Regions from separate parts of the Homo sapiens genome. Here all the other regions are linked to region 2. A link is a loop called in an ENCODE intact Hi-C map of the cell type or tissue named here. Cell type or tissue: heart right ventricle. All regions are shown on one strand.

Region 1 (5,000 bases), 130 kb before region 2:
ATAGTCCAGTTTATTCAACTTTTCACTTATTGCTTCTGGGTTTGGAGTCATAGCTGGGAAAGTTTTCCCTAGTCCCAGGTTGTAGAGAAATTCAATCATGTTTTTTCTCATAGTTATGTTATACTTTGTTTAATGTAAATGTCAGTTGCTTTTGATAGCCACCATCCTATGTGATTGGCGACTTCTGCTTTTGCGACTTTAAACCAAAGCAGTGGGTCCTGTGCTACCTTTCCACTTTGCCTTGCATCTTGGCACTGGAAGAAGACAATGCATTTATTATTGAGAGTTGCCCAAGAACTCACAGCTCCATCCTAGGGACTCTAGCTCTAGCTGGCTGGGGAGGAGAAGGTTTACAAGCATCGGGCTTGTATGTGTCAGGCATTTAGCTGGGCACAGCACCCTTAGTTCCTCAGCTGGAGGTCCTGTTGTTACCCCTACTTTACAGATATGGAGACTGAAGAACAGACGGAAGTTACTTGCCCAAAATTATGCAGCCAGTAATAGGCTGCCACGCTCAGGTCCCCAGGGTGTCTGCCTAAGTGCTTGGGCCCTCCCACTTGGCATCTCACCCCTGCTCATCCAAGGGCCAGGAGAGGCCCCACCCACCTCTGGGCTCTTGTGAGGCTGCAGCGTGGAGCACAGTCCTGCTGTGCTCCCACCTCCCACCAAGGTCTTGGAGCAGCTTTCCTTTGTCTCCACGTCTGAGGCACAGGGCAGGGGCTGGCTCAATCAGGGCCAGGGGAAGGACCTGTGAGTGAATGTCATCTCACCCGGGGGTCCTGGGAGAGCCAGTGGCAAAGGCTTTTGTGTGTTGCCTCAGCCCTGCATGCCAGGATGTTGCTGGGAGCCGGAGGACCCTGGATTGCTACTTTTAAAGTAGTCGACCTTTTGTTCATTCACTCATTCATTTATGCATTTACTCACTTATCCAGCATCAATTTGACACACCTTACTGATGCCTGCAGGGGCAGACCCAGTGCTAGCCAAGGGTGACCCAGAAATGTGGGCAGCAGGGCGTCTGTGCCAGGAGCTCACAGTCCTGTGGCGTAGGCAGGTGGCTGATGTGGGCAGCTAAGGGAGCACAGGGTTGCGTGTGAGCCCAGAGCAGTGCCTCCCCACCCCCTGTCCTTCAGGTCTGGGTGCAGAGGACTGGCAGCATGGGGTGAGGGATAGCTGGGTGCATCCGCCAGTCCTTCTTCTTTCTGAGGACCAGGAGTACTTAGAGGCTCAGAGGTGTGGTTGGGGCCCTCGTGTTGATGACTCAAAAACTAGACCTAGGAAGGGAACGAACCTTCCCCAGGCACATAGTAAATCTGTAGTGGGCCAAGATTGGAGCCCAGTGACCACCCCCAACCCCGTGCACTCTGGAAGTGGCAGGAACCCAAGGCTGCTCTGGACGAGTCAGCAGCGGCCCAGCATCCCCCAGGTTTGCTGGTGGGCCGAGTGGTGGGCAGATTGTAGGGACATAACCCCTGCATGTGTCATGATCGATCTTCTGCTTTCCCCAAGACCATGTCCCTGCATCTCTACCAGGGGCCCGCAGTTGCCAGAAGAGTCTGAGTGAGACTCCCTTTTGGATCCAGCTCGTTAGGCTCGGGTAGCAGCGTCCCATGCCAGCTGTTGGTGTAATTAAGGTTGCCATAAAACCCACCAGCTAGACACACAAATGGCTCCTTTGCTCTTTCCTGGGGCATGAGCAGTTGTGAAGGCGAGTAAATCATGTTCGGTGGCGATCACTTCAAAGGCCAGCCTTCCACTTGCAGCCACATTATTGGCAGGGATCGCCCATAACACGGCTTGTTTCCCAGCCATTCACTTTTATGACACCCTAATGAATTGGGCCATTTCCATCCATTCTCAGAAAATGTACGGAACAACTGTTTTGGTTCTCCTCAAAAAGTTTGTCTTGGGAGGCAGGTGGTGTGTTGGCAGGGGCATGTAGGTAGTTCTTGGCTCCTGGGCAAGTTGCCTGTCTCTGAGACTTCATGCCCACCGAGAGAAGCTACCTATGGGGCTCTTGTCATGAGATAACTTATGTGAACCCCCCAGCCAAGGCCCAGCACCTAACGGGCACTCAGCGAGTGGCAGGGAGGGCCGTCATCTTCCTCATCCTTTCCCTGGGTCAGCCTCTTAGGGATCAAAGTGTTGAGGCTGGTGGGGGCTGTGATATCAAGGCCATGTGGGAGGATAGAGCAGGCACAGGCATGCAGAATCCAGTGCGTGGAGGAAGGCAGGCAGCCGTGCCGTGAGGGGCAGCTTGTCTCCCTGTTCTGCATTCAGAAGGCTTTTTTTTTCCACCCCTGGATCATTCTTTAGGCTTCAGGGGGCCCACTCTGAAATCTCCCTGGTTGAGGGTTGCTTTGGAAGAGGCTCAGAGAAGAGCGGTCATCTGTTGCCTACCCTCCCCCAGGAATTACAGAGGCAGGAATTGACCAGCAGGAGAATGAACCGTGGGTCCCAGGGAAGCCGTGGAGGTCGGAAGAGGCTCCACCATGCCCTGGCCCTGTGACCTTGAGCAAATCCGTACCTCTTCCTGGGCCTCAGTGAACCTCATCCAGAGAATGGGCCTCAACCTCCTCCTCCTCTAACCTAAACTGAAATTATGGAGTGACACATTTAATGTGAATTTGATGTATACATTTTAAGGAGGATGACAGAAAATATGTCTGCAAAATTTGAAAGGTATGAACTCCAATTAAAAAGTCAAGGTGGCTCATTTTGAGCTGGCGGGGCCCAGGGACTGAACTGTTTATGCTGCAGCCACATGGTGGCGGCCCAGGAACTGGTAAAGGGACCGGCCGGCCCCTGCGACCAACTTGAGACCTTGCTGCGCTTCCATGGCTGCGCGTGGGTGCCCAGCATGTTATTTCCATATTGTCATTAAAGTCCTGTCCTCTGTGAGTTTGTTAAGTGGAGCTACTTGCTGGTCCTGGTACTGGGACCCTTCTCCATCCCCTCACCAGAGCTGGATACTTGAGAGCAGAAGCTGAATGTGATAAAATCCTCTAAGAAAGCAAAACAACTGCTCAATACTTAATAAAGTCAGTTTATGAGACAGCAGACTGTGAAGTATCGGTGATGATGCTAAAACAATACAAAGTGTCGTTAAAGCTAAAATATGTCCTGTGATTCTGGCTTTATGGTCTGTCCCCAAGCACACTTGCTCCTGCATTACTGTGGCTCCTCTGGGACAACAATCTGGGACTTTGCAAGCTGTGAATTATGTGACGTCTTCAGAAGCAGGACCCACTCAAAGCATGACCCCAGTGTTGATGGATGTCAATATGCTCTCGAGGTGCCCTTGGCGAGTCAAGGCCCTTCCCTTTGCGCTTTCCCTGGGATCCTGCTGCTCTCAAGGGGTGATAGGGATGCCTCTCTGGACCCATGTGGCAATAGAGCAGGGGGGCTGAGAAGCTGACAGACACTGGACTGGGCATGGGGCAGGAGGGTCCATGATTCCATATATGGCTTGTGGGTGCTGCTCAGCCTGGGTGTGTGTGGCCCAGCATAAACTTCACTAAACCTGCCTGCCCCCTGGGTCCTTGGCCTTCCCTGCATAGGCGCCTGTCCGTGCTGCCAGGCCTGCCAGCATGACCGGTGTCCGCTCTTGCAGGTGATGAGAAGCTACAAGGCGACCATCCAGCAGACCTTGGACATCCTGTTCCTCCGGGAAGGCTCCGAGTTCCTGAGCAGCACAGACGCTTCCACCCGGGACTCAGCTGACCGCACCATTATTGCCTGGGATTTCCGGACCTCTGCCAAAATCTCCAACCAGATTTTCCACGTAAGAAATCCCATTTGGCATTGCTGTCAGTTTCAGCCACAGAGCGTATCCATGTAGTTCTGGTCTGTCTGAGGTCCCAGGTCCCTTCTGTGGGAGGAGGCTCACTGGACTGAAATCTCCAGGATGAGGGTAGTCAGGTCTCAGCCTGCCGCACACATGGAGAGCTTGCTGTGGGCTTCCAGATGCAACCTCCTTCTGCTCTTCTTGTGCCAGCACAGCAACCCCACAGGGTAAGGGTCTGGTGGGGGGCGGTTCAGTCCAGATCAATGGGGAACGTGGCAGTGCAACCTGAGAAACCCCACCCTCCCACTGCCACCACAACCAGCTACTCAGAAGGGGTTTCTGACCCTCAGTGGCATTGGCAGTTGATGTAGCCCAGGAGTTCAGAGCAGGGGCCCCACAGTTAGAACACCTGCATTAAGGTTTTGGATTCACTAGGACCTTATAAGGCGGAGAGCCTTGGGCCTGCTATTTAGCCTCTTTGATTCTCACTTTCTTCATTAGAAAATAGTTTTGAGAATTAAGAGAGAGAGAGAATGTTTGTAAAGGGTATAGCACAGTGTCAGGCACGGGGAATGCTTCTGTGCTTTAACTGTCATTACCACCACCACCATCAACATCACTACCACCACCAGTGTCATCACTGCCACCATCATCGTCACCATCAGTACCACCATCAGCATCACTGTGTCTATAGCCACCACAACCACTGTTGTCATTGTCACTACCACCACTACTATCATCACCACCATCATCACCAGCACCAGCACCATCAGCATCACTACCACCACCAGTGTCATCACCGCCACCATCACCAGTACCACCATCAGCATCACTATCTTTATACCCACCACCTCCACTGTCATCATTGTCACTACTACCACTCCTGTCATCACCACCACACCATCTCTATCACCACCACCATCACCATCATCACCACTGCCATCTCTGTCACCTTCACTGTCACCAGCATCTTTATTGCTGCACCACCACCATCACCACTCTATCACCACCACCATCTCCGTCACTACCACCAACTGTATCACCACCACGATCACTGCCGTCATTACACCACCCCATCTCTGTCACCACTACCATCTCTTATCAGTACCACCCCACCATCAGCACCACACTATCTCTATCACCACCACTGTCACCAGCATGTCTAGCACCACCACCACCATTACCACCATCATCACCACCGTCATCTCTGTCA
Region 2 (5,000 bases):
TGCAGGCTTTGATAAAGTAAGTGACCATGCTGAAGAGGTCCATGAGGGCAGCCTTCAGCCAGGGCCACCTAGTAACTGAGGCCTTCAGCCCAACAGCCTGCAGGGAACTGACTCCTGCAACAACCTTGTGTGCCTGGAAGTGGATGGTTTCCCAGGGAACCCTTCTGATAAGACTGCAGCTCTGGCTGACACCTGGATTGCTGCCCTATGAGAATCCTGGCCCAGAGGAGCCACGTCAGCCATGCCCAGGTTCCTACCCCATAGAAGCCATGAGATTAAAAGTGTGTGCTGTTGTAAGCCTTGAAGTTTGTGGTAATCTGATACATGGCAATAGATGATTAATGCATAGTTACACAAACTAGCACATTGGATTCAGATTTTCTAGTAAGTGCAACTATGCCAAAACATTTGGCCTGGTCTAATGTTGTATTAATATTTCTCCCTCTGTGATCTAACACCCTTAGAATCCACTCTGCACGTGGTACCCAGGTTTCTGCCCACATATATAAGCAAAGTCTTGTAATTCTTTTGGTGGTAAAGTGTGTACTTGCCCCTGCAGCATGCTGGGATTGGAGCCCAGCTGTGGGTCTAGTGGCAACAGGGTGGCTGCGATGGATCTCGAGATGAATGGGCACCTCCTTCCAGGGCATCTGCCCTGGGTGAGTTTATCCCATGGTTTTCAAGCAGAGGAGAGCCAGTCTCTTCTGACATGAGATGGGTAGCTGCCTCCACTTGCAAAGGAGGCTCCGTGTGACTTGGGGACTCAAGATTGACGGTCTTATTTGGATCCAATCAGATGTTTTCATTCCAAGTTTTGAGATCTGATTCTTCACTAATCAGGGCTCTAACTTTCACATGAGAAACTTGTTGAGCGCATGAATTCAATTGTTATACCTCAGCAGCCTGCACAATTAAAGCTTGTGTCTGATTTTCATCAGCATCAGCCCTGCAGCTAAATGAAATAAGAGCCTCTTTTACAGCTGTCACCGAAGCTCGCTGGTTCTCAGACTGTGACTTGAGCTGAAGGCTAACGGATCCAAGCTTTTCATTTTCTCTTTGTAAGAGCTTGCGTACACTCAAAAGAATCCACACCTCACCAAAATGTTTATAGTCATCGTTACTGCCATAATGGTCAAGTTCAGGAGCCACGTGGGTTCCTTAGGAGCCACTTCATCGCAATCAATGGCAGATGATAGTTGATTAATGGCAATGCTGCTGCATATGGGGGTCACTAACATCCCGTTTCCCATTGGCAAGGAGCTCAGCTTTGTGTTCAAGCCCAAAGGCATGACCAAACCAATCCCCACATCCCATCCATCACCTGGAACCACTCTTGGTACCAATTTTATGTCAGTCAGGGTACATCTGCCCACTTCCCACAGCCTTTAGCTGTGGTCCCCACGCAGCCTGTGGGGCGTGCAGATGATGTGGCTCCCTGTGGATGAGAAAATGGAGGCTTGGGGAGGGGAAATAGTCTCCAAGATCACCCAGTGAAGACACCTCTGAGTCGGAGCTTGAACCCAGGTCTCTGGGCTACAAATTTGGCGCTCTGGCTGCTGGGAGACACTGCCTCCTGGTGGCCGCCCTGGCCACAAACAGCTGGGGATGGAGTTCTCGGGTGGCTTCGAGCAAATTTCCCCGGGGGCGGCCACATCCCACGCAGCACACACACCAGCGAGCCTCTTCTCACCCTGGCTCCCCGCTCCTCTAGGAGCAACTTGGGGAATTCCTACACATTTAATCCCTACTGTGCGCTAAGTAGCGAAGATGGTCGTTCCATGTCACCCTCCCTGCAACCTTGCAAGGTGGGTGCTATCACCCCCAACTAAGCAGGGTGGAGGCGACAGCGGAGAAAACGAGGCTCAGAGAGGCAGAGACTTGTCCAAGGCCACATAGTTGGAAGGCACCAATGTGGGGGCTTGAATCAAAACCAGAGGAAAGATATGCCCAACATTCCTGTCCCTTGGCTCTGGGAGCCCCCGTGGAGGCAGAGATGAGTGCAGGAGTGGGTGCAGAGGTTGGCTCCTCAAAAGAATGCCAGTCCAGGCTGGGTAAACGATGGGTGCTCTGAGCGGTGGGGGGTTTCCCTCCTGCTGTGGGGCTTCCTGAAGGAATCGTGGTGGGAAGCAGGGGTTCCCCTTCAAGGGGGCAGGGGAGACACTCTGGAGTGACATTTGCCACCCACCACTCTGTAATGATCAGAGTGGGAGTAAATGGAGCTGGGCCTCAGAGTAATTGGCCGGGGAACCCTGAGTCTCGGCTCGGCCCAGGGTCACAAAGGTCCCCGAGTTAATGAAGCAAACTCTCCCCAGTGTCAGAGGCCGCCTTCAGCACCCCTACAGAGGACGAAACTTTCAGCAGCAGCTTTTCAAGGTTCCAAAAAGAAAGTTGGTGGAGGGGGGCAGAAAGGGAAGGCGTTGTTTTCATGCCTCTTGCTTCATTTGCATAAGGTGAAAAAATGTTTCCATAGAAACAACTAGAGTCTGTAATTTTTGAATAACGATTTCTGCACACAGCACAACCTGTCTTTTCCAAAGGGGAATTAAGAAATTCTCAACAGCATTTCTTACCATAACAAAAGGCAAAGTTTCCCAATTCTAGGATTGCTGCTCCAGAAGGGAGGGCCTTGGCTCCAGCCCCTGCCCTCTCTCGGCCTCAGTTTACTCCTTCTGTGAAATGGGGCGAATGAGGGTGGAATTAGACTCAGCAGGGATGAAGCCGCCTGCACCGTGGAAGGGGAGGGCGGGCGCTGGAGTGAGATGGGATTCCTGTGTCGGGGCTGGGAGGCAGCAGGGCCGGGCAGCGTTGTGAGGAGCTTTCCAGAAGAGGCGGGGGCAGGGGCTGAGGACCCGAGGACCACCCAGGCCACACGGAGAGGCCCCCGCCCGACCCTGCCCCCCGGGGTCTCCTCTGCGGCGAAGAGCGTGGGTGCAGGACCCCGGCGCGCAGCGCAGCGCAGCGGACCCGGCTCACCTGAGCGAAGGTTGCGGCCTCGCTGGCCGCCTCTGCCCCCTTGTGGCCCGAGGCCACCGCAGCACCCACTTGCCCGGGGCACTGACCTGCGTGGCTGGCTCCGCCAGGGCCTGACCTCCCTCCTGGTGCCTTTGCAGAGGGGGAGCAGCCACAGGGCCTGGGGGTGGGGTTGGGCTGGGAGAGGGACCCCAGGATCCTCTGGCCACCTGCCCTCCTCCCAGGCGTTGGCACACGTGGTTCCACGGAGGGGCTCCCTGGGGCATCTCGGGAAGTGCAGATTCCCGGGCCTGCCTCTGCAGGTCTGACTCAGGAGGCCAAGAGGTGACGGCTAAAGTGGAGAGGACCACAGCGAGGCCTGCAGAGGGTAACGTGGGGGACTTGTCTGCTCCCCCATATTACAGATGAGAAAACTGAGGCCCTGCGTGGGGGGCCCCCCCTGTCCGTGGCTTCCCACCAAGGAGGCCCTGCATGTTCTGTCCATCCTCTGACTGCTCAGCGACCAAGGCAGCTGGGTGGTGGTCCGGGTCTGTGGAGGACGGTAACCGGGGGCTGTTGTCCTTGGAGTCCCGGTCTGCCTGTATTTATCCTCCTCATTTAACTGAGGGCTGATTATTGTGCTGGGACTGGAGCTGGGCAGGCAGCAGTGCCTGGTGTCTCTGGCTTAATTACAGCTGGAGGAGACGGGAGCAATGAGGCGTGAGCTGCTGGTGACTCCAACACAGGAAACGCTCCTGCAGACGTCCTTCCCTCCTCATTTTTAAGAAATACATGTACAAAGCCTCCCCGATTGAAAAATAATGACCCCACTGGATGGTGACTTTTTGGGGGGCAGCAGGGTCTGCCCTCAGCCTAGCTTCTGGAGCCCCTCCTCACTCTGGTGCTCTCCCCTTTAGCCTCCATCTCCTGACCTCCTCCCTCAGCAGGCTTCCGACTGTCCCCTGGGCTCCAGATGGCAGGGATGGGTTTGGAGAGGTGGCACTGTGAGGTGTGGGGAGGCCTGGCTCCTGCTGGTGGTCCTGAACAGAGGCTGCCATTAGGGTTACAGGTGAGACAGATGGGCACAGATGGGCAGAGCCGATGGCTCTGGAAGTTCAGGGGGTGGCCCAGGGTGGCCCATCTTGCTGGGGCTGCAGTTTCCCTGGGCAGCTGGATGTTGGCTGGCAGCACTGGGCAAAGAGGAGACAGAAGCACAGAAACGGAATCAGGCAGCCCAGCCCAGCCCTCTGTGTCCTGCTGCAGGATAGCCTCCAGTCAGGTAAAACAGGTGGTGGCTTCAGGACTTGCACAGACAGAGCATGTGCTATGTCACTGGGAAGGAGCTCACCGGGAGACAGATGGGGCCTTGGGAAAGCGGGTTCCTGCTGTGGAGCCTCAGTTTCCTCATCTGTGACACGGGGCTTTGGTGAGGGTTGCTGTGAGAATGAAGAGTGAGTGATTTGTGAACAGCCAGCTCACGGCTGAGAGGTGGAGAAAGAAGATGGGGCTGTTCTCTTCCCCAGCTGGAGTCTTGGAGGACAGCAGCTGCCCAGAGGAAATGGAAAGTTAGGTCCGAAGGCTGCTTTGAAATGGTTGGAGGCTGGTTACCCTGAACCCAGCTCTGGTTTGGCTGCTATCAGCTGGCTCACTGGTGAAAACCTCAGAGCTTTTTTTTTTTTTTTTGGTGGGAATTAGAGCCCATGATGGGTGCATGTATTTGGAAACCATAACACTCCATTGGCACATGCGAGAGTGGTTTGCGATGGAACTCAGTCCTCACAACACTGAGGAAACACAGTTGGGAGACTGAGGCACACAGAGAAGGTGGCTCACCCAGGGCCACACGGCAGGGAGATGTGGCAGCTCTGATGGGGACGTCCAGCCTGGTGGCATCTCAGCATACACAGTTAGGGGGTTCCTCTTAGAGAGAAGGAATACAAAATCCTGCGGCGGTGGATATTCAGACATGTGTGGAGTCCCAGCAAGTGGTCCATTCTATATTAGGCAAATATTAGAGACGGCAACGCAGCCAGGCCCTCCCTGCCAGGAAG
Region 3 (5,000 bases), 210 kb before region 2:
TCCTCTCCTCAAGAGACCCCACAGCTTGGCTTTAGCAAGACCCAGACCCATATCTGAGATTCCAGTCTGAGCCCGCTGAGTGTTGAGTCTCACTGTTTCAGCTCTTGGGTTTCAGTGCCCAAGAAGTGGTACTATAGTGGCATAAAAAAGCCACCCGAAGCTGGGCTCATACCTTAGCTTTGGCACTTACTAGCTGTGTGGCCTTGGGCAAGGTGGGTTGCTTAACTTCTGGCAGCCTTGATTTCCTTACTGTGAAGCAGAGACATACCTCTAAGCAGAGAGTGGTTGTAGGGATTTGGGATGACATGTGTCCAGCACCCAGACACTTGGGCATTGGTTGCCATTATTATTATTAGTATTATTACTAGTATTATTAGTATTAGTAGTATTACTGTTACTGCTACTGATGTTACTGTCACCACCACTGTTAACCCCCATTCTCTCCCTCTACCTCTCCAACCCTACGTTCACCCACAGCACTGGTGTTATACGCCCCCTTAGTGAAGAAGAGAAGACAGGAGCTGGCTCAGAGCATTTATCTGCCCAGCTGCTGTGAGCCCTGAGCTGACCACCAAGGATGCTAAGGGGTTCAAGGAGGACTGCACCTCCCTCTGTCCTTGCCTTCTCATCCTTTTTTCTCCTGACACACCATTGTTTTCGCAAAAGAAAGAAGTAGTTGGAGTCTGGGAAAGAAATCCCCAGGGCCCTGTTTCAGATGATTGTCCCATTTCTAAACTTGAGTTAATAAGAGTAAACAAAGTAGTAGGTAGATTTGCACAGGAGAATATTATTATTCTCATGATTATGTAAATATTTATCTGTTCTGGCTTTCTTATTTTGTTGCTGGTGTCTAATTTCCAAGTCTTGTAATGAAGTGTAATTTGGAGAAGATTTGCAAAGACAGGCACGTAGTGAAATAATTTGATTTGTTCAGTAAACTTGGTTTCAGTTATTCCTTTCCATGAGTTGTTTTAGAACCCCTTCAATTTCTTTGTGATTTGACAACAGCTTTCAGCCCAATGAAGATATGACTCTTAGGCATTGCCAGGAATTCAGAATTGGTTTATAATATTGTCGCTTAATAAGAAAATGCGTTCATTGGCAGGATATAAAATTTATGGGCTTCAAATGGATTTCTGTTTGTAGTTTTAGCCCTCTGTGCTCCTGCCATTCTCGAGGCTATGAGTAAGGTTTTTTAATTAAGTCAAATTGAATTGAATGAGCTTTTATTGAACGCCCACTCTGTGCCAGACACCAGCTCCTTAACCCTTGCACTGCCCTGTAGGTGGCTATGGGGAGCTGAGCCAGAGGAGGTTTTGCCCCATGCTCACGATCATTCAGCTGGCAAACCTGGGAGGTGGGATTTGAAGTTAGGTTTGATTCTCTGGCTTTTTCATCCAAAGCTGATTATAGGCAGACTTGATTAAGGAGAAGAGAGAGGTTGAGTGGCTTTCATGTTATTTCATTGAATCTTGTTTAGTCTTCTCAGCCACCCTGTGAGGTTCATTACATTTTCCCTATTGTATATCTGAGGAAAGTAAGGCTCAGAGAGGTACAGTGATATGCTCAGGGTCACACAGCTGGTAAGAGGCAGAGCTGGGATTTGAACTCAGAACTGCCTGGCTGCAAGGCCAGAGTTCCTTCTAGAACCCCTCTAGGGGTCTGCACTTCCTTTAGCACATGGCCAATTGACCACCTGCCCACAAAAAATGGCCTGGCCCTGGTGGCTAGGGCACCCTCCTGCAGATGGAGGCAAGGAGCAGTAGGGAGTGGGGCTGGGCATCAGTTGCCCAGGTACTTCCTAGCTCTATGCCCTGGGCAAGTGAAGTCCTCCTTTCTGACCCTCCCTGCACCCACTGGTGACTGGTGGCAGAATACCCTCCTGGGTTATTGTTAGGATCACAGACAACATGTGTGAGGCACCTGGCACTTGGTGGGCACTCAGGAAGTGAAGGACCCTGCCCTTTGGCATCTGTTGCTTGTCAGAATGCGTGGTGGATGGCTCTGGCCTCGGTGACGAAGCTGCTGTTGCTTCAGCCCCCGGACTCCTGTGCATCACAGAGCTGATTCAGTGCAGACAGGTGACTCATCTGATGGCATTTTGTGTGGCGTTGTGCAGTTCAGCCTGGTACAGCACGGCCCGCCCACAGCAGGTATTCAAGAGCCGTTAGTGTTTATGAAGGTGATAAAATTGCCTAGATGGAGGGAAGCCGTCAAAATAAGAGCCTTTGCCTGTCTTGTGAAAGTTAACTTGCAAACCTAATGCCTGTGGGGCTGCTGAAAAAGCGTCACCTGGATTTCTCCTTGGAGACAGAACTCTCTGGAAGGACAGCTGGGCAGCCCCTGCTTGCCATGTGGGGGTGGACGCTTTTTATGTGACAGTGAGTTGGAGAAACTAACAGTGGTCTTCAAGGCATTGTGCTCAGCTTAACTCTTTGAATTGCCATAGCTTTAAAATGAATACTAGAAACAGTTATATATTTTTCACACTCTCCATATTTTCTCCATTCAATATAATAAATGTTATCTTGAATGTTTGAGGGTTTTATAGCAAAAATTCCTCCCATTTGTAAAGCATGCTGCAGTGGATGGGAGTGAACTAGCTGGCAGCGCTCTCGTGTGACGTGGCAGAGGCTGAGGGAGTTGCCCAAACCCCACTTCCAGTTGGAGGAAGCCTGGGCCCTGACTTCCAGTGCATGTTCAGGTCCACTTGTCAAGGAAAGGATCCATTGTTAAGAAACAAACATGGGAAACTGTCATGTGAGCGTCCCTAAAAGCAGCATAGTCATTTTCGAGTCACTCTCTGATAAAGATAGAACACTTCATTTAGGCACATTTCAGGATTTCAGAACATTTGGAGTAGTCCTGGGGTGGAAAGCAGCGTTTTCCTTTTTCAATTTCAACCTGACTCCATTCCTCTCTTTATGTGTGTCAGTCATAGCAGGGGAGTGTTTTCCTCTTGGATGCGTTTGCACCTGGCAAATGAATGTGCAGGAATTCTTTGATTGCAAAATAGCTACTCTCAAAATGCAGACAGGCAGCCACAGTCAGGGAGCCCTTCGGCCACGGCAGCGGGGTGGCGCCAGACACCTGGCTTTGAGTCCCGTGGAGGCATGCCACTTAGTCTGTTCTGAGCGGCTGTTTACAGGCGGATAGAAAGGGCTGTAGGATGGGACCCTCAAGGTTTTGGGGCATGGGAGGGGCTGGCCGTCATGATTCAGCATGCTAGCTCTCTGGAGGCTGTGCTGAGCACTGAGGGACACTGGGAGAAAAACACAGGCTCCTGCTTTGTCCATGTGGAAGGAGCCCAGGCTGCCCTGGCTGCTATACGCATCCTTCCAGGCAACCTTCACCTTCTGGTCTATTTAGTCTCATTCCCTGTTTTTATTCCCTTCTTTTATTTAGGGAGAGCCAGAGCAGCAATTCTCAGGTCAGGATTATTTGGGAGATCCATATTACTTCTGATTATTTACGAAGGGACAGGCCGGGGGAGGTAACCACCTCGATAAATTCGTCAGCGAGGCAGCTGGAGGGATGTGTGACAAACATACCAGGCTGTCATTTGGCCAGAGATTGTCTGCACTGGGATTGTTCCCCCAGGATAGTCCTGATGACAAATGTAATTGACATTTTTTATTAACCCTGAAATGATTAAAGATGCTGCTGCTGAATTTGTGTCAAAGTACCCGGTCCCTGGCATTTTGAGAAAGGGATTCTCTGTGGAGCCAATAAACAGCCTGTGTTTTCTTCCTGTTCATCACTTTAATCAACTAAGACATACAGAGCCCTGTCTGGTTTGGTCTTGAAACTGGGCCAGGGAGATAAGACTCTGCTTCCTGGCTTAGGTTTCCAGAACACTCTGGTATGGACATCATGAGGGACACATAGGAGGCACTCTGTTCATTTACCACACAGTCATCAAACGTTTGCTGAGCTCCTTCTGTGTGCCAGGTCCTGTGTGTGATATTGGGCGCTGTCTCCTTGAAGGGTGGTCGCTGTAGAATGGGGGCTAGAAAGATGTTTATGGGGATGATTGTGAGAACTGAGCATTGTAGGGGAAGACTGGGCCACCCTCACTGCCTAGGGGGTGGGGTGGGGCAGGGAAGGCAGTGCAGGGGGTGGTTTGCGTCTTACAGGAAGGGAGTCTCCTCTCCAGACAGGTCTTACCTCTGGAGCTCTCCAGGCAGATGCTGGAAGTGGCAGTGCCCAGAGTGTGTGGGTCTTGGAGTGCCAGAGTGTGGGAACACAGAGGGGCAGCAGGGGAGGGTGGAAGACACACAGGAGAGCTTGGCTGGGGCCTGCAGATGGGCTGGGGGCCACATGGAGCGCAGGTGGACTTTGCTGCTTCCTAGCCTGCCTGCTGAGTTACTGAAGCTCTTGGTCTTGGTTTCCTTATCTGTGAAATGGGACAATCCTACTTTCGCTTCTGTCATAGGGCTGCTGCAGGATGAAATGACAGTAGGAGGAAAGCCCCTGATTGGTGCTTGGCATACAGAGCCTAGTCAACAAGCATCGGTTCCTTCCTAGATGCAGTCTCAGTAGCAGTGGCCAGGTATTGAGCACCTACTGCATGCCAAGCGCTGGGCTGAAGGCCTTGCACTGACTCTCTGTTAGGTATTTTTATTCCCATTTTATAGCTGAGAAACTTGTTAGAGGGTAAAGCAGTTGCTCAGGGTCACACATAGAGAGAGGCAGAGAGAAGATCTGACACCAGGCTGTTGCTCCCAAGGGCTTCCTTTCAGCAGTGCAGGGGCTGGGAGGTGCCAGGAGGAGCAGGAACATGGAGAGGGCCAGCTTTGACTGTGGCCAGAGCCATGCTTGAGCTCTTCTTTTGGAGGGATGGGCTTGGGTTGCAGAGGGTCTTACAGGGAGAGTGTGCTTATCACACTGCTCCTGGATGGACTGATGAATTGAACACTTCCTGAGCACCTGTTTTGTGGCTAGCCCTCTGCTGAGGGTGCACACATTCCCTCAGCCACAAAGCCAGTATTTAGTGAGCA
Region 4 (5,000 bases), 390 kb before region 2:
CTCAGCTAAAGATAATCTCATGATGTGTTTCAGATGAAAAAAAAGATATTGACCATGAGACAGTGGTTGAAGAACAGATCATTGGAGAGAACTCACCTCCTGATTATTCAGAATATATGACAGGAAAGAAACTTCCTCCTGGAGGAATACCTGGCATTGACCTCTCAGATCCCAAACAACTGGCAGAATTTGCTAGGTAAGTTATAAGAACTTTCCTTTCTTTTAATTATAGAAAGTGCTTGAGTCTTGCCAGCTATGTTTTCCTGTGCCTAAGTCAAAATGGTGGTTTGTATTCTTTCTCTAGGGAAATTCCTGAAAACAAAAGCAGTCAGTTTTATTTGTTTGTTTTTTGTTTCCTTTTTTTGAGATGGAGCCTCGCTCTGTTGCCCAGACTGGAGTGCAGTGGTGCGATCTCGACTCACTGCAGCCTCTGCCTCCCGGGTTCAAGCAATTCTGACAGTCAGTTTTATTTTTAGTAGTAACTATGCTATTAATGTGAGTGGCAGCATTTTAGATCCTTGCAGTAAGATGAAGCAAATACCCTTAAATAGGCATTGCATTTGAGTAAATAAAATTGCACGTAATTTGTTTTGGAATAGATATCTTCCACACTGCCTTATGGCTTCTTGGTACACATTTTATTTTTTATTTTTTTGAGACAAGAGTCTTGCTTGTTGCCCAGGCTGGAGTGCAGTGGTGCAATCTCAGCTCACTGCAACCTCCACCTCCCTGGTTCAAGCGATTCTCCTGCCTCAGCCTCCCAAGTAGCTGGGATTACATGCGTGTGCCACCACGCCCAGCCAATTTTTGTGTGTTTAGTAGAGACAGGGTTTCATCCTGTTGGCCAGTCTGGTCTCGAACCAGTCCTGGCCTCAAGTGATCCGCCTGCCTTGGCCTCCCAAAGTGCTAGGATACAGGCATGAGCCACTGTGCCCAGCCTGTAGTACACATTTTAAATTTGGGTGTGTTGTATTGGTCTATGCTGCTGGAGACCTGGGTCTGTACTTGACTCATCCAGCTGACCACTGGAAAGGATTTCATAAATTCGTGTTTGTCTTGTCATCAGTTAAGCTCCTGGTATGTTAATTTAAGCTGGCATGACAGGAGGAGATCAAGTATTTATGGCTTGGACATGGCGAGCAGTGGAGAAACTCTGAACCCATTGGTTGGGTGTGTTTGTTTTGCCTAAAGTGGGCTGGGTTCTTATAGAAGCCTACTTTTTGTGTTACTTTCTAGTACTGTTTGGCAGTTTGTACAAGGAGCTGAAAATACCACAAAGATGTAAACTTTTAAGTTAAATGAACTAATAAACTCTGGAGCAGAAAGCCTAATGCCTTTCCATACCTGAGGTTGGTTGGAACCTGGAATAGCTCAGGAAATTTCGGCAAGGGCAGGATCAAGAAGAAAGAAATCCTTTTGATCTTGCACATTCTAAGAACAGAGTGGGTTGCTTTTTTTTTTTCTTTTGAGAGCAGAGTGGTAGAGGTGGAGACCGTTCAGTGTCCTGGCTTCCTTCTTGGCCCTGCCGAAAACAAGGTGGGCAGTTCCTGCCACCTGGAGCTCGTTTCCCCACCTGTCAAATGGGCGTTAAGAATTCCATTGTGGTTTGATACATGGAGGTTCTCACTGTGTTGCCCAGGCTGGAGTGCAGTAGCATGATGATAGCTCACTACAGCCTCAAGCAATCCTCCTGCCACACCTCCCGAGTAGCTGGAACTACAGGTGTGTGCCACCATGCCTGGCTAATTTTTTTATTTTATTTTATTTTATTTTTTGTAGAGATGGAGTCTCACTATGTTGCCCAGGCTGGCCTCAAACTCCTGGCCTCAAGTGATCCTCCTGCCTCGGTCTCTCAAATTGTTGGGATGACAGGTATGAGCCACTGCACATGGCCCAAGAGTTTTTGTTTGTTAGTTTTGTTTTTTGAGATGGATTTTCACTCATCTCCCAGGCTGGAGTGCAGTGGTATGACCTCGGCTCACTGCAACCCCCACCTCCTGGGTTCAAGCGATTCTCCTACCTCAGCCCCCCAAGTAGCTGGGATTACAGGTGCATGCCACCATGCCTGGCTGATTTTTGTGTTTTTAGTAGAGACGGAGTTTCACCATGTTGGCCAGCCTGGTCTCGAACTCCTGACCTAAAGTGATCCACCCACCTTGGCTTCCCAAAATGATTATAGACGTGAGCCACTGCACCCAGCTGGCCCTAGAGTTTTGATAGAGATGGAGGGTTTACTGGGAATTAGGGCGCTTCCAGGGAAATGACTGGAGTTGAGGTAAACTGGAACCAGATCATTAAGGGCGATGAATCCTAGGCCAGGCTGTGCAGACATTTCTCATATGCAGTGGGCAGCTACTGCAGACTTTGAGCTGGGGAGAAGGGGCTGTGTGAGTAGAGCGTTAACTTGGGAGAAGTCCTTTGCAGCTGTCTGTGCAGGCTAGATTCATACAGGCACAGGAAATGAGAGAGGTCAGTTGAACAAGAGTTAATGAAGGCCTGAGTTAGAATTGTGGCAGTCAGATAACAAAGGAATAAATGTGATAGAAATTACAAGAGACCAGCTGGGCTCTGTGGCTCAAGCCTGTAACCTCAACACTTTGGGAAGCTGAGGTGGGATCGCTTGAGGCCAGGAGTTTGAGACCAGCCTGGGCAAAATGATGAGACTCCATCTCTAAAAGCTCAGTTTGGTGATATGCAGCTAGCTTCTTGGGAGGCTGAGTGGGAGGATCGTTTGAACATGGGAGGTCAAAGCTGCAGTGAGCTCATGCCACTGCCCTCCAGCTTGGGTGACAGAGCAAAATTGTCTCTAAAAAAGAAGGAAACTGAACCAGGCATGGTGGCTCACGCCTGTAATCCCAGCACTTTGGGAGGCTGAGGTGGGTGGATCGCCTGAGGTCAGGAGTTCAAGACCAGCCTGGCCAACATAGTGAAACCCCATCTCTACTAAAATACAAAAACGTAGCTGGGCTTGATGGCAGGCGCCTGTAATCCCAGCTACTAGGGAGGCTGAGGCAGGAGAATTGCTTGAACCCAGGAGGGGGAGGTTGCAGTGAGCTGAGATCACGTCATCGCACTCCAGCCTGGGCAACAAGAGGGAAACTCCTTCCCCGCCTCCCCCACCAAAAAAAAAGAGAAAGAAAAAAACTACAAAAGATAATGGAAAAGATTTAGAAACAGACTGTGTGCTCAGTTGGGGGCAGGGGGGAGGAGTAAGAGCATGCTTACCGTTTTGATGCTTTTAGCCACTGCTCATTAGATGACTCCAGCCCCAACTTACTTCCTAAAAACCACCTCAAGTCCAACATGGATGTTTTATTATTAACAGCATCTCAAACCAAATACTGACTACTCTGAGCCCCAAACCAGAACACTGAAGCTTTTTTTTTTTTTTTTTTTTGAGATGGAGTCTCACTCTGTCGCCCAGGCTGGAGTGCAGTGGCACGACCTCGGCTCACTGCAGCCTCTTCCACCCGGGTTCAAGTGATCTCATGCCTCAGCCTCCCAAGTAGCTGGGATTACAGGCGCCTGCCACCGTACCCGGCTAATTTTTGTATTTTTCATAGAGACAAGGTTTCACCATCTTGGCCAGGCTGGTCTTGAACTCCTAACCTCATGATCCACCCGCCTCGGCCTCCCAAAGGGCTGGGATTACAGGTGTGAGCCACCGTGCCTGGCCTTTTGAAACTTTAAATTACAATTGTGATTCTCCCGTGTCCACATGGCTGGGGAGGCCTCAGAATCATGGCAGGAGGCAAAAGGCATTTCTTACTTGGTGGCGGCAAGAGAAAAATGAGGTAGAAGCAAAAGTGGAAACCCCTGATAAACCCATCTCAGATCTCGTGAGACTTACTATCATGAGAATAACATGGGAAAGATTGGTCCCCATGATTCAGTTACCTCCCCCCGGGTCCCACCTACAACATGTGGGAATCCTGGGAGATAGAATTCAAGTTGAGATTTGGGTGAGGACGCAGCGAAACCATGTCAGAGGGTAAGAGGTCCCAGTGGCAGAGTAAAAGCATCATTCAGACAAATAGAAGGAGACTCAGGAGGTACGAGAGAGAGGAATAAAACCTCTTTGGATTATACATTGTGAAGGAGTTGCAGTGGAGGGGCGGAGGGCTGAAGGAAAGGTTTTGAAGAGAGAGGGAATCTATGGGTGGTGAGCAGTAAAGCCATTAGGTGTTGGTGACCCTTGGCACTGCTCACCCTCCTTGGAGCATTGGAGCAGCTGATCTAAAAGTTTGTCCCCAGTCTTCTGAGCAGAAAATCCAGGGACACATGTTACTGTTGGGAAGGTAACATGGCTACCTTAGACCATACTCCTTAAGAAAGGGACCACCCACAGAGACTGGCACCCGGGTACCAGATAGCCATCCAAAACACCAGGGCTGAAGAACCCAAAAGTTTCAGTAAGATAGGCCATCAAGTGGAAAGAATGATAGACCTGAATGAGACTTTTCTTCAGTAGCAGGGGATAATTAGAGACAATAAAACAATGCTTTGAGAGGAGAAATTACTGTAAACATAGAGTTATTGATCCAGCAAAGCTATCAAGTCAGATACAAGGTCAAGAGATGACAATTTTAGAGACCCAAGGATTCATGTTGCATGCACCCTTTCTGAGGAGGTAATTTGAAGATATAATACAGCGAAATGAGGATGAACATCAGAAGGAAGATTTCCTAGTGCACGACAACCAAGAGGACAGCTGTGTAGCAGGCTGGAAAATGTATTCCATTTAGAATAGAAAGTTGGCTGGCTGTAAGAATTTCTTAAGGAAAAGTCAGTTTCATTCAGTAGTGGGTAGAGTGAGTAAGAAGCTTGGTGGTATGGAAAAGGGTCTTCTGAAAAAGAAAAAGAAAAGGCAATCGGAAACTCCATGAAAAGGGGTGAGGGAGTAGGGCAAAGAAAGCTGTAGCCTGAAAAATGGGGCCTAATTTTGACAGTATTGAAAGAGAGAGCTTCTTTGACCTGACTCTGGGAAGATTTTCTCCTTG
Region 5 (5,000 bases), 270 kb before region 2:
TGTTCCAGCCAGCCACATGCCCCTGGCAGCTGCCCGCTTTAAGCAAGTAAAACTCTCCAGGAACTTTCCCAAGTCATCTTTCCATGCTCAAAGTGAGTCTGAAACCGTAGGTAAAAATGGCAGCTCTTTTCAGAAGAAAAAATGTGAGGACTGTGTGGTACCCTATACTCCCAGAAGACTAAGACAGCGGCAGGCATTAAGCACGGAGACAGGCAAGGGTAAAGACGTGGAGCCACAGGGGCCCCCTGCAGGGCGTGCCCCAGCCCCTCTCTACGTGGGCCCGGGAGTGTCTGAGTTTATTCAGCCATATTTGAATAGCCATTATAAAGAAACCACAGTTCCCCGGAAAGTGCTTTTCCACCTGAGAGGCCACAGGGGCCCTGTCAACACCATTCAGTGGTGTCCAGTCCTTTCTAAGAGCCACATGCTTCTCTCCACTTCTATGGATAAAACTTTCAAGGTAAGACTTGAATGAAAACTTCTGCTTTCAGATGCTCTTAGGAATACACTGCTGGAATAATAGTGAAGTGGAGGGAGGTTACAGGCTGAACTTTTTTTTGTGTGCAGATTTCTGTAATTCCCTTTGTTGCATTCCAGAAAGGGTCATCTGTGGTCAGCTCCGGGTTGTGGGTTCCTTCTGCCCCAACCCTTCCCTGATGCTGCCTTGCTCAGGTTACCAGAGGATACTGTTTCTTATCCCTCTCGGAGGCCGTGAGGGAGGAGGTGAGAGTGATTAGTGGGAGAAGAAAAGCAGGCCCAGGACCAAGCCCTGGGGACTGGGGACATCCTCGGTGACCCTGTGGAGCATTGAGCCATGCCAGCTCTGTGCCTGGTGCTGTGCTGGTTTCAAGGGCTGTTGGGAGAGGTAGGTAGACCCAGCCCCTGGTGTCAGGGCTTGCACAGTGAGGCGGGAGCCGTGGACAAGTACACAGACTCAACCCTGAGCTGTGAGGACGGCCCCCAGTAGGACACACAGGTGCTCTGGGAGCCCAACGGGAGGGTTACCAGCCCAGCCCGGCAGGGCTCAGTGAAGGCCTCCTGAGGAAGGGGAAGGTTCGCTTGGGGATGGGGGCAGAAGGGCGTGCTTGGCTGCAGGAGCCCTGTGTATGTGTTGGCTCCAAGCATGAGGGCCTGGGAGCTGGCTTCAAGCATGTGTGGGTGAGGGACTTGAGGCTGGGGAAGCAAGGTCAGGGAAGGTTGCACGTGCCCTTCTGGGGACTTCTGGTTTTACATGGAAACTCTTTTTTGCATTGTCTTATTTATTTTACAGGCTACTGAAGTGATAGTAATGTAGTCCCCCAGTATGGAGGTACAGTGTGATAGGTCGTTGTGCCCACCTGGGACCTGTCTCCAGCCCTTCGAGCTGTGCACTGCATCCCTCCTCTCTCTCCTCGCAGCTAGCAAAGCACCTGATATGTAGCGGGTGCCAACTAAATGCTAGCTGAACAGAAAGCTCTTGGAAAGGAAATAACTTCAAGGGACCTGGCTTCACATCCAGCTTTGCTGCAGAGTAGCTAGCTGGTCGACCACTGGCCGGCTGCCTTCCTGTGGAGTCTAGTGTCTCATTTGTAAAAGGGCAAAATCATACCTGGGTCATGTGCTCATGTGAGAAAAATGCTGAAAAAGTGCCTTGCACAGAGCCAGGTACCTCATAGGCGCTCAGTAAATGGTGGTTCCCTTGCCCTTGTTTCCTCAGAGTTCTGGAACCAACTTTCCTACATCTTTTCTCTTGCAAATTACATTTTGAGCTTTTCTCCCTCGGAAACATTTTCTTAAGTGAAGAAAGGAAGCTCCAAGTATAGAGATGTCTTTGAAATGAGCTGAATTGATGGGTGGCATTTTTAAGTGGCGAACTGGAGTCCTGAAGTGGCTTGTCTGTGCTCTTTTCTAGCAAGACTCAGAGTCCTGTGGGAGAGAACGTCATATTCTCTCTTCAGCCTGGAGTTCCAGGATTTTCCACTTAGGTCTTTGGTGCTTTTCCTGCCATTCCGGGGGCTGTGAAGTGTGCGCGGAGGCTTCTGGCATCCCTGGCGTGGATCACAGCATGCTGGGATTGATCCTGTGGCCCCGGGGCTTCTCTGCTCTCCTTCCCAAGTCTGCGCTGCAAGGGCTGGAGGATGGGAAGCCCATCTGGAGGGTTGCTGGTGGGCCTGGGCAGTGTCTGACTGGCCCTGGAGTTCAAGTGGTGGCCCTTGTCCTCCCTGTGCTCACCTTCCTGTTGAGGCCTTCTTTTACCTGCCCGCTCACCTCTGGAGTTCTCTCTCCTGATGGTGAGGGGCAGACCTGGGGCCCTGTGGGACTGGCCTTCGCCTGGTGGCGTGAAGTGCTCCCTGGGCCCTGCTGGCAGAGTGGCAGCTTGGGTCACTTTTGCCTGGGAAATTTAGATTTCCTAAACAGAAGCATCCCCATGGTAGTTTTTGAGCAGAGAGCACCTGAGTAGAGGCATTGATTTCTGGCCTTGTGGAGTAGACAAATGTGCCAGGCACGGTGCCACTGGGGACGTGGGGGGAGAGACGTTTCTGCCCCCATGGAGGGGAAACTGTGAGCAGCCAACTAACTGTGACACCTCATGACCAGAAGAGGGCGCAGTGGGCCCAGCTTGGAATGGCAGTGAGGGTGGCTCAGACTGAGGGACTGTGGTAGGAATGCCCTGCTCCTGGGCGATTCAGAGACCTGGGTCCGGGTCTGTGGGGCTGCCCTGGGTGGGGCCAGGCGCCGCAGCTGTGCCCGCCTGTCCCGAGGAGACTGTGTGTGCTGCAGGTGATGACACTGGCATGGGCCCCTTGGGCTGCCAGGCAGCTTCTGGGGAGCCCCACCCACTGCACTGTGCACCCTGGGTTCCTTCCCAGGGCAGAGCACATTTGCTGTCATGAGGTTGGGCCAGGGTCAGCATGGCTGCTAGGGTTGGCATCTCCTGACCCTCTTTTTTTACTGTGGTGTCGTGAACATTAGGGCTTTTATAAGCCATAGATACAAATGGTGGGCCAGGGCCCTCTCTGTTTTAAGATATTTGTCAGTTTTCAGTGATGGGGTTATTTGGCAAATTGGTTTTGGGCAAATTGACTTTGAACAACTTTTCAGTGTGAAGAGTGTATGGCAGGGGCTGGAGGAGCCAGGATGGGAAGACAGATTGGGAACCGGCGGGGAGCCAGGCAGGAGCTGTGGCCAGAAGTCCCGGCTGAGGCCTCAGGCTTGCTGGGCCACCAGGTTTGTGCGTGGCCTGGCTGGGAGGCACATGGTGTTCTTTTCCCTCCTTGGTGTCAGAGGTGGGGCAGCATGGCAGATCTTGGGGACCTGGTGATCTGGGGAAGGCAGTGTGTGGGTGTGGGTGGTGGGTCTGGAGTGGGGATAGGGCCTCGGGCACAGGCAGGAGTCCTGGCTGGCTGCAGCCCAGTCCCTGGAGGAGAGGAAATGGTGGGTGCAGCATGGAATGAGCTCAAAGAGGCGGGTGCAGCAGTACACCCTTCCCAGGGTGCTTTCCCCCTGCCTTTTGGTTAAAATCTGCCAGTGTCTTCTGGGCCCCTGCTGGATCAGGAAGGAGGGAAGAGCTTGGGGGCTGGGTGACAAGACCTGCTTGGGTCCTTCCTCTACGGCCAGCCCCTTGGTTGCGTGGTCTCTGGCAAGTTACCTCACTTCTGAGCCTTCATTTGAGTATCTATAAAGTGGAGAGAATTAAACATGCCTCGCTGGGTTTTTGTGAAAAGTAAACGATATTAGTTGTGAATCACCAAGTGCAATGCCTGGCACATAGCAGGCACTTAGTGTGTGCTCGAGTTCCTGCTTTTCCCCAAGAATTTCCTCCTTTCCTTGACTTGTGCTCATGTCTTATTTTACGTAAGTAGCCATGGAAGCATATCAGCTTCACCTACTAGACTTTAAGCTTCCTGAGCCAGAACCCATTTTTATATTCCCCAGCATCTGGCACAAAATTGTGTACATGTTAAGTGATCGATAAAAATTAAAACAAATTTTTTGGATTTTATCGCAAGCCTTTGGGAAGGGATTGTCTTTTGAGTGGATAAATCATATTCGCCACTAGGGTGCACAGTAAGACTTAATATAAGCAGCTCATCCAAGCTTCTAGAATGTGGAAGAATCCTTGATTCAAGGTAACATTTACTGAAAAATGATTTCTTTCTGATCAGGAGAAAAACAACACAGTCCAACTTATTAATCTAAAGAACATGGAGTGCCAGTTCCTTCATATCCTTAAAACGTAGCTTCGGAATTCATACATTTCAACTGGACACATTACAGTGGAAAGATACTTATTTTAATATGTTCTAAATGTTCTGTGAGCTGTAAAATATGCTTTTATTAGTTTTGAAAAATTTACAGCTAGAGAAATTAAGTAAAATAAAACAATGACTCATAATTCTGCACCGCTGCTCTTTCCTGACGATCCCTTCCTCCCCTTGTCTGTGAACGTGCTTGTTTTTTTCATAGCTGTGATCCCAGCACGGATACCCTTTTATATACTCTTTTCATCTCCCAGTGAACTCTTTTGGCTTAACGTGTTTGAACACCCACTGCACGTAAAGGTAGAAATTCAGACTTTGATGCCTTTTTTTGAAGGAAAACATGTACGTGGCCTGCGTTAACCAAAAACACAACCAGCCGTTATTGAATGCTCCCATGTACAGAACCCTCTGCCAGGCACTGAGAGGGAGTCCCAAAGGAATAAGACCTTTGGGTGGGTGACAGAAGACCCACCAGGGACCTTCTGTACCTGTATGAAAACCTGCAGTTCTGAAACACAGAAGGTTTTTAAAGAAAATATATGAATTAGATGTTGTTTATTTGCTTTACAGAATAATTTGCTCTAGAAATTCTTTCAGTAACAAGCTTCCTTAAAATACTTTGAAAAAAAACCTTTTAATTTTTGACCATGAATGTAATAGATGCTTATTGTGAAAAACTTTAATGATGCAGGAAATATGAAGTATGAAGGAGAAACAGAAATCATTGATAACTCCCAACCCCAAGTCAGTGCCTCATTA

Evidence for each region. Peaks named below come from ENCODE experiments on the same cell type or tissue, not always from the same donor. Only the 100,000 strongest peaks of a DNase experiment are listed, where the experiment ranks them.
Region 1: a loop joins it to region 2, with 3 times the contacts of the local background. A loop is called at or near these places in 33 of 110 quality-filtered maps.
Region 3: it touches region 2 in a loop (11-fold over the local background); 71 of 110 quality-filtered maps call a loop at or near these places.
Region 4: a loop joins it to region 2, with 4 times the contacts of the local background. A loop is called at or near these places in 2 of 110 quality-filtered maps.
Region 5: a loop joins it to region 2, with 8 times the contacts of the local background. A loop is called at or near these places in 99 of 110 quality-filtered maps.

What each region holds. Positions count from the first base shown.
Region 1 is chr14:100,522,257-100,527,256 of GRCh38, forward strand. WDR25 (WD repeat domain 25) reads left to right here. Exons shown (of 7, transcript NM_001161476.3): 5 at 3,614-3,784. Among named protein-coding and RNA genes, the nearest start is that of BEGAIN, 63 kb to the right of the region's middle. RefSeq lists an enhancer at 484-1,144. In heart right ventricle, a CTCF peak has its summit at 2,753 (motif pointing right); a DNase peak (open chromatin) is centred at 4,575.
Region 2 is chr14:100,651,953-100,656,952 of GRCh38, forward strand. No RefSeq gene overlaps it. Among named protein-coding and RNA genes, the nearest start is that of LINC00523, 2.8 kb to the right of the region's middle. In heart right ventricle, CTCF peaks have their summits at 1,572 (motif pointing left) and 3,023 (motif pointing left); no DNase peak of the experiment used is centred here; H3K27me3 peaks cover 3,778 bases.
Region 3 is chr14:100,437,292-100,442,291 of GRCh38, forward strand. The region is part of intron 2 of WDR25 (WD repeat domain 25); the gene reads left to right. Among named protein-coding and RNA genes, the nearest start is that of WDR25, 63 kb to the left of the region's middle. RefSeq lists an enhancer at 1,289-2,488 and a silencer at 3,661-3,955. In heart right ventricle, a CTCF peak has its summit at 3,077; DNase peaks (open chromatin) are centred at 2,650 and 3,090; H3K27ac peaks cover 948 bases.
Region 4 is chr14:100,262,271-100,267,270 of GRCh38, forward strand. YY1 (YY1 transcription factor) reads left to right here. Exons shown (of 5, transcript NM_003403.5): 2 at 34-196. Among named protein-coding and RNA genes, the nearest start is that of MIR6764, 13 kb to the right of the region's middle. In heart right ventricle, no CTCF peak of the experiment used is centred here; no DNase peak of the experiment used is centred here; H3K27ac peaks cover 1,354 bases.
Region 5 is chr14:100,381,287-100,386,286 of GRCh38, forward strand. It overlaps WDR25 (WD repeat domain 25), which reads left to right. Exons shown (of 7, transcript NM_001161476.3): 2 at 1-460. Among named protein-coding and RNA genes, the nearest start is that of WDR25, 7.3 kb to the left of the region's middle. RefSeq lists enhancers at 518-1,478, 1,705-2,214. In heart right ventricle, CTCF peaks have their summits at 2,573 (motif pointing right), 2,779 and 4,022 (motif pointing right); a DNase peak (open chromatin) is centred at 2,585.